Linked DNA regions of Homo sapiens: region 1 is linked to region 2. Evidence: chromatin contacts called from ENCODE Hi-C or POLR2A ChIA-PET data. All regions are on one chromosome and are shown on one strand. Each heading gives the region's core, a stretch centred on a gene start or an enhancer-like site at or near the end of the contact. The rest is flanking DNA. Distances are from core to core; before and after follow the strand shown.

Region 1 (2,500 bases), core at 1-2,500, 65 kb before region 2:
TTTCCCAGTAAAGAAGGTAAAGAAGATATAAAAATGATTCATTCTGCTGTTAGTGTCAGTCTTTTGCTCAACTCCCATTTCCCCCAAGTATTTAGATTTTTTTTTTCTTTAAGAAAATAAATGCCAGCTGGGCATAGTGGCTCATGCCTGTAATCTTAGCACTCTTTGGGAGTCCAAGGTGGGAGGGTCGCTTGAGCCCTGGAGATTGAGGTTGCAGCGAGCTGGGATTATGCCACTGCATTCTAGCCAAACAGACAGAGCGAGATCTTGTCTCAAGATTAAAAAAAAAAAAAAAAAAAAAAAGCCAACCACTTACGTTTACAGAATTAAAATTGCAGCCTGCCGCTGACAACCTGAGAAAAAGAGACAAAGTCAGTGGAATAGCCCTTGTTATTTATGCAAGTCCGCATACAGCTAGCCCTGGAGTTCCTGGAGAGCAAGGAACCTCTGTCCCAAACTTGACTCAGAGCTTCCAAAGTTGGTGTATTTCAACAAGTAAGCATTCCATTGAGCCAACAATTTGGTAGGCTACCAGCGGCTCTGGAGCGCCTGTTGATGATGACAGTTTTTGTGGGGGCATCTCAATATGACACACAATTGACACTGACCAGAAACACAGCGCCAAGGACACTCTAGTCCTAGCCATGAAATGTTATGATTCCAGGTTTTCAGGACAGAGCAGAGTCCACTTCTCATCTCCAGTATCCGTAAAAATTTGTCCAAAATGTAACTAAGAAAACACAATGATATTAGTTACTTCTGCTCCCCGTCACCCTCAACCCCACTGATTACGAGATGGGAACTCACACAAAACTTTGAGACAAAAGAGCAACAAGTTTGCTTTATTGTTTGCTTGTTTTGTTCCGGAGTCGGGGCCGGGAGGGAGTGCAGGAGGAGGGATCCAAGCTTCCAAGCCTCTGCTCCGCTCTCCTTCTATCCAGTTGGTCTTTAGGGCACTGAAGGAAACTCTTCTTCAGAAATAACCTTTTAACTTTTCTTCTGTCAGCTGCCTGCCAATCACGGAGCCAGAGGCTGAGGGGAGGCTTTGAGCCGGTCTGCGAGTCCGGAAGGCAAAGATCGCGAAGCTTGGCGCTCCAGAACGCTCAGGGGGCAGGTGACACAGTCGTGGGTTCCCCGGCGGGCGCTGGCTTGACAGTTTCCTCCCCGCCCACTGGCAGGGGAGCGCCCCGCCGGGCTGCACGCGCGCGCGCGCAGGGGGGCATAAAAGCCGCGGCCGCGCGGAGACGCGGAGCTCGCCCACCGCCCGCCCCAGCAGTGGCTGCACCATGCACGTGAACGGCAAAGTGGCGCTGGTGACCGGCGCGGCTCAGGGCATAGGCAGAGCCTTTGCAGAGGCGCTGCTGCTTAAGGGCGCCAAGGTAAGCCCGGCGCCCAGCCGCGGAAATTTCTCTGCCCACACACTCCGAGACTCGCCCCGCCGCCCGAGGTGCACTGGCGGAGACAGGGAGGCCGCGCCCGGCGTGCCCACTTTGCCACTTCCAAAATTTGCTGAAGCTGAGGCTGTGAGCACACCTCAGAAGTGGCTGGGAGGGAACCCAAACCTAATTGCCAAATTTCAGGTCCAGGAGGGGAGCCTCTTGTGTGTTTATTGTTTGTCCGTCTATTTCGTGAGCTGCGCAGGCCCGCGATTCCTCTCCTCTTGTCTATAGGTAGCGCTGGTGGATTGGAATCTTGAAGCAGGTGTACAGTGTAAAGCTGCCCTGGATGAGCAGTTTGAACCTCAGAAGACTCTGTTCATCCAGTGCGATGTGGCTGACCAGCAACAACTGAGAGGTAAGACAGGGGAATCAATCTGTCAACTGGGAACGTGCTCTCAACAAGCAACAACCTGAAGGCAGCCCGGCCAGGGGGCCCTGGGTGCCGCCTCCGCTGCCTCCTCGAGAGCAGCTACCTTGAAGCTCCAAAAGACAGTTTGGACTGATACGTTTCCTTCTGACAGCCCAATAGCTGTAAAACCGAAAGAAAGGCAAGACTGCTGGAGAAATCCTTTTATTGTAGTCATTTGGCAGCATTAATGTAATCAAAATTCCTTTATGTATTCAAAGACAGTGCTGCTGCAGTAATTATTAAATGATTGAAATTGCAGACAAAACTTGGAAAATTAAAGTAGGTTAAGTAAGGTACTGTTGACAAACAACTTCTCCCAGAAAGCTGGAGTCCAATGACAATCAAATGTGGCAGTGTTTTTCGTTTAAACATATCAGAATACAAGTTCAAGGAGCATCATCACAGAAGTGCTAGATGCTTTTGACCATATGTTTTCTCCGGCTTTTTCCCCAATGAGACAGTACTTTAAAATAATAATAATAGTAATCATAATAAAGTATACAATGTTAGAATTGTAGTAGAAACATCTCTATCAGCCTTTCCTCAATGCTTTCCTGTTTCCGGCTACTCACTTAAAATAGACCAATCTACTTGTGAAGTATCAGGGACAATATTGGCATACACAATAAACAGCTTTGATTATAAAGCTGTT
Region 2 (3,234 bases), core at 293-2,792:
ATGGACGTTCCTCAAAAAATTAAAAATAGAACTACCACATGTACCAGCAATCTCTCTTCTGGGTATGTAAACAAAGGAAATAAAATCAGTATTTGGAAGAGATATCTATACTCCTGTGTTCATTGCAATGTTATTCACAATAGACGAGCTACATAAACAATGTAAGTGTTCATTGAAAGGTAAAGAAAATGTACACACACACACAATGGAGTATTATTCAGTCATTAAAAAAGGAAATCCTGCCTTTTGCAACAATATGGATGAACTTGAAGGACATTATGCTTAGTGGAATTAGCTAGGAACAGAAAGACAAATACTGCAAATACTGAATGATCTCACTTGTATGTGGAATCTTCAAAAGTTGAATTCACAGAAGCAGAGAGTAGAATGGGTGGTTGCCGGAGGCTGGAGTGTGGGGAAAATGTGGACATGTTAGTCAAAACGACAAACTTTCAGTTATAAGATGAACAAGTTCTGGGGATCTAACATACAGCATGGTGACTATAGTTAATTACTGTACTTTATTGTATATTTGAGATTTGATAAGAGAGCATATTTTAAGTGAACCTCACCACACATTCACACACACACACAAAAGGTAGCTATGGGTGATGATGGATGTGTTTATTAATTTGATTGCAGTAATCATTACAAAATGTGTAGGTGTATCAAATCATCACACTATGTACTTTGAATATATACAATTTTTGTTTGCCAATTAAATATTTTAAAGTTAAGAAAAAAATACGAAGTGGAAAAAACTATGAGTTAATTAGGACCAAGCACTCTTTCAATGTTGCATATATTTAGTAGCTCATTCAACTGCTTTTTATAAGTGTTTGATGCCAACTTTGAAAGCCCTGGTTAAAAAATAGCCCAAAAAGCAACTCATTTCAGGGTTGCTTAGTCTAATATTTTCTCTGTACTAATCAGCTGCTCTATTATATAAAATACTCAATCTTAGTCATTCTTTTGAGATAAAGCTTAGCAAGATGTTAATATTTAAAATTATATTCTTAGATGGGCAAGGTAGAAGTTATTTGTTATTAAACAACTCAGCAGATATTAGTTTATCAGATTAGCTTCAACAGAGATAAGAACCTTAAGGAAATGGAATATATGTATTATTAGGTCAAGGAAAGTCCTGAAAGAAAGAGTTTTCTAGTGTGTGACGACCTGTAGAGGAAGCAGGTCTGAGTGGGGAACAGATGATAAGGACAGGTAAAGATGAGGAAAGAGTAGTAGAGTGACAAAAATTATCCCCAAACTAACCGCACTTACTTCCCCCCATGCCAGTACTGTGTAGAGAGTGTTTATGAATTCTGTCTTAAAGCTTGGACTGCGTATTTATATGACTATGAACCCTGACACCAACACTTGGCAAAGTAATCAGAACATGTCCTAGCACAAGAAGAGCTTTTAGGCCAGAAGCTTGCTACAAACAACCCGAATGGATGCCATATTTTAAACCTTACAGCTTGCCTCCCTACTCTCTTTCCCTACAGCCTCACTCCACCGTATCCTGCGAGTCAGTGATTTTCTTGGCGATTAGTCCGTACAAGATATTTGCATGATACTTATGCTGCACTTTCCATCCAAACTGGAAACAAACCAGCTTCGTAAAAAATGTCTACTTGTCTCACTGGAAACAAACAAAAAAAAAGCAATGATTAAGTACTAGAATTGCATCCAGACATAACCAAAGCTGGTTTAGCTCTTATTTAATACACTTGGCTTCTCCTAAAGCAATAGGGCCATTCTTTTCCCTTCCATTCTGCTATCTGTCTACTACATCTTTGGCTGCCTTTTTTCTGATATGTCAAATAAAAGATTACTTGATTTAGGGGAGGTTTCCAAATATTTATGGAGTAGCTTGAAAGAAAATCTTTGTAAAATCACTTTGGGAAAGATGTTTTCCTCCTACAGAATAAAAGCCTTAAATGTTTTCATTTCTTTCTGTCTGAGACAGAAAGAGAGAAAGGTATTAAATGAAGGTGTATAACTACCACTTGTTATTGATCTAGTATTTTATTTTGAGAAAATGCTTTTGTGTGTAAAGTTATAATATTAAGAAAATGTAATGCTTTGCATAGTTTTTAGAAATGAAAAATCCTGTTTTATATGTCTATGATTTGATTTCAGGGGGAAAAAAAAAGCACCATTCAAGCCTCATTTCAAGTACAGTACCAATTTACCAGTAGATTAATGTCAAATCCTTCTATGTTTGAAATTCTGACCTTTTACTTTTATTTTATTTAATCAGAATATATTTTAAATTATACTGTTTAGGCTTCTAGGTTTCAGATTAGCTCAGTCACCAGAAGCCTGTTCTTCTCCACTGGGGTTCTGGCAAAATGGACTAAATCTGGTGGAATATCAAAGTTTATTGAGCCACCGGAACTACAGAGTCAATTTTCCTCATCACTCTCCACTCCACATCCGCACTCCCACCATAAAAACTAGTCATACAATCCAGAAAAGAAACTTAGAGTTACTAAATCAAATAGAGTGTAGCAAAAAATCCCAGTCTCAGAAGAAAGATCAATTTACATTTGTTTATTGATCTCTAACAAAACATTTGTAAGTATGATGCCAAAAATTAAAATTCAGAAAGTCAGCTTAAACACACAAGTCATCATTCTTATAATGGTCCCGTGGCCAGTTGATAATTATGCTTCCTTCTTATAGCCAAAGGATCTGAATCCAATTTCTGCAAAGTGTGTGAAGTACTTACCAGAAAGAACTTTTAAAAATGGCATGAGGCAAACTCCGGATCTTATTTTTTATTTCTCTCTGAAAATCTCTACTTCAAAGACAGAAGCTTTGATTGCCCAAGTGACAGCTTTAGAATATTATATTTGCTAAAATCTTAAAGGAGCAAATTCTTCAGTATGACTTCTAACCTTCAGTATACTGGTATAGTTCCAAGACGGGGGAAAAAAACAACTACAAAACCCTGAGACTGTATATTGAAAAAATACTGAGTGCATGTAAAAGATCTACCATGTTTTATTATTCATAGCTTTCTAGCTCCCAAACATTGGTAGACAACTTCTAAATGTAAAATAAAAAAAGTATAAATAGTATGTGCAGCTCAAGTGCAAGCTTCTGATTTTGAATATAAAATGTAAGAGGAATGAAATATATACTTTGGCCAGGTGCGCTGGCTCATGCCTGTAATCCCGACACTTTGGAGGCCAAGGCAGGAAGATAGTTTGAGCCTACGGGTTCAAG

Evidence for each region. A loop is a pair of places that touch in the nucleus more often than their neighbours do. ChIA-PET counts read pairs that join two places held with the same protein, here RNA polymerase II (POLR2A). Pooled maps may share reads with other maps.
Region 1: a map of sigmoid colon shows a loop between it and region 2 (8-fold over the local background). The contact joins the promoter of HPGD here to the enhancer-like site in region 2. A Hi-C loop is called at or near these places in 4 of 168 maps with a recorded cell type or tissue (Caco-2, MCF 10A, natural killer cell and 1 more) and 4 of 50 pooled maps. POLR2A ChIA-PET finds 5 or more read pairs at or near these places in 4 of 52 experiments (Caco-2, GM12878, MCF 10A and 1 more).

What each region holds. Positions count from the first base shown.
Region 1 is chr4:174,521,238-174,523,737 of GRCh38, reverse strand. HPGD (15-hydroxyprostaglandin dehydrogenase) reads left to right here and starts at 1,250. Exons shown (of 7, transcript NM_000860.6): 1 at 1,250-1,379; 2 at 1,671-1,794. The coding sequence starts at 1,287. It overlaps LOC105377548 (a long non-coding RNA gene), which reads right to left and starts at 1,125. Exons shown (of 7, transcript XR_007058492.1): 1 at 609-1,125; 2 at 317-353.
Region 2 is chr4:174,456,004-174,459,237 of GRCh38, reverse strand. No RefSeq gene overlaps it. Among named protein-coding and RNA genes, the nearest start is that of MIR4276, 34 kb to the right of the region's middle. Within about 2 kb of position 1,542, at least 2 of the 41 ENCODE cell types and tissues checked have a DNase peak (open chromatin) inside an H3K27ac peak, as active enhancers do; they include sigmoid colon, where a contact is called at or near this core.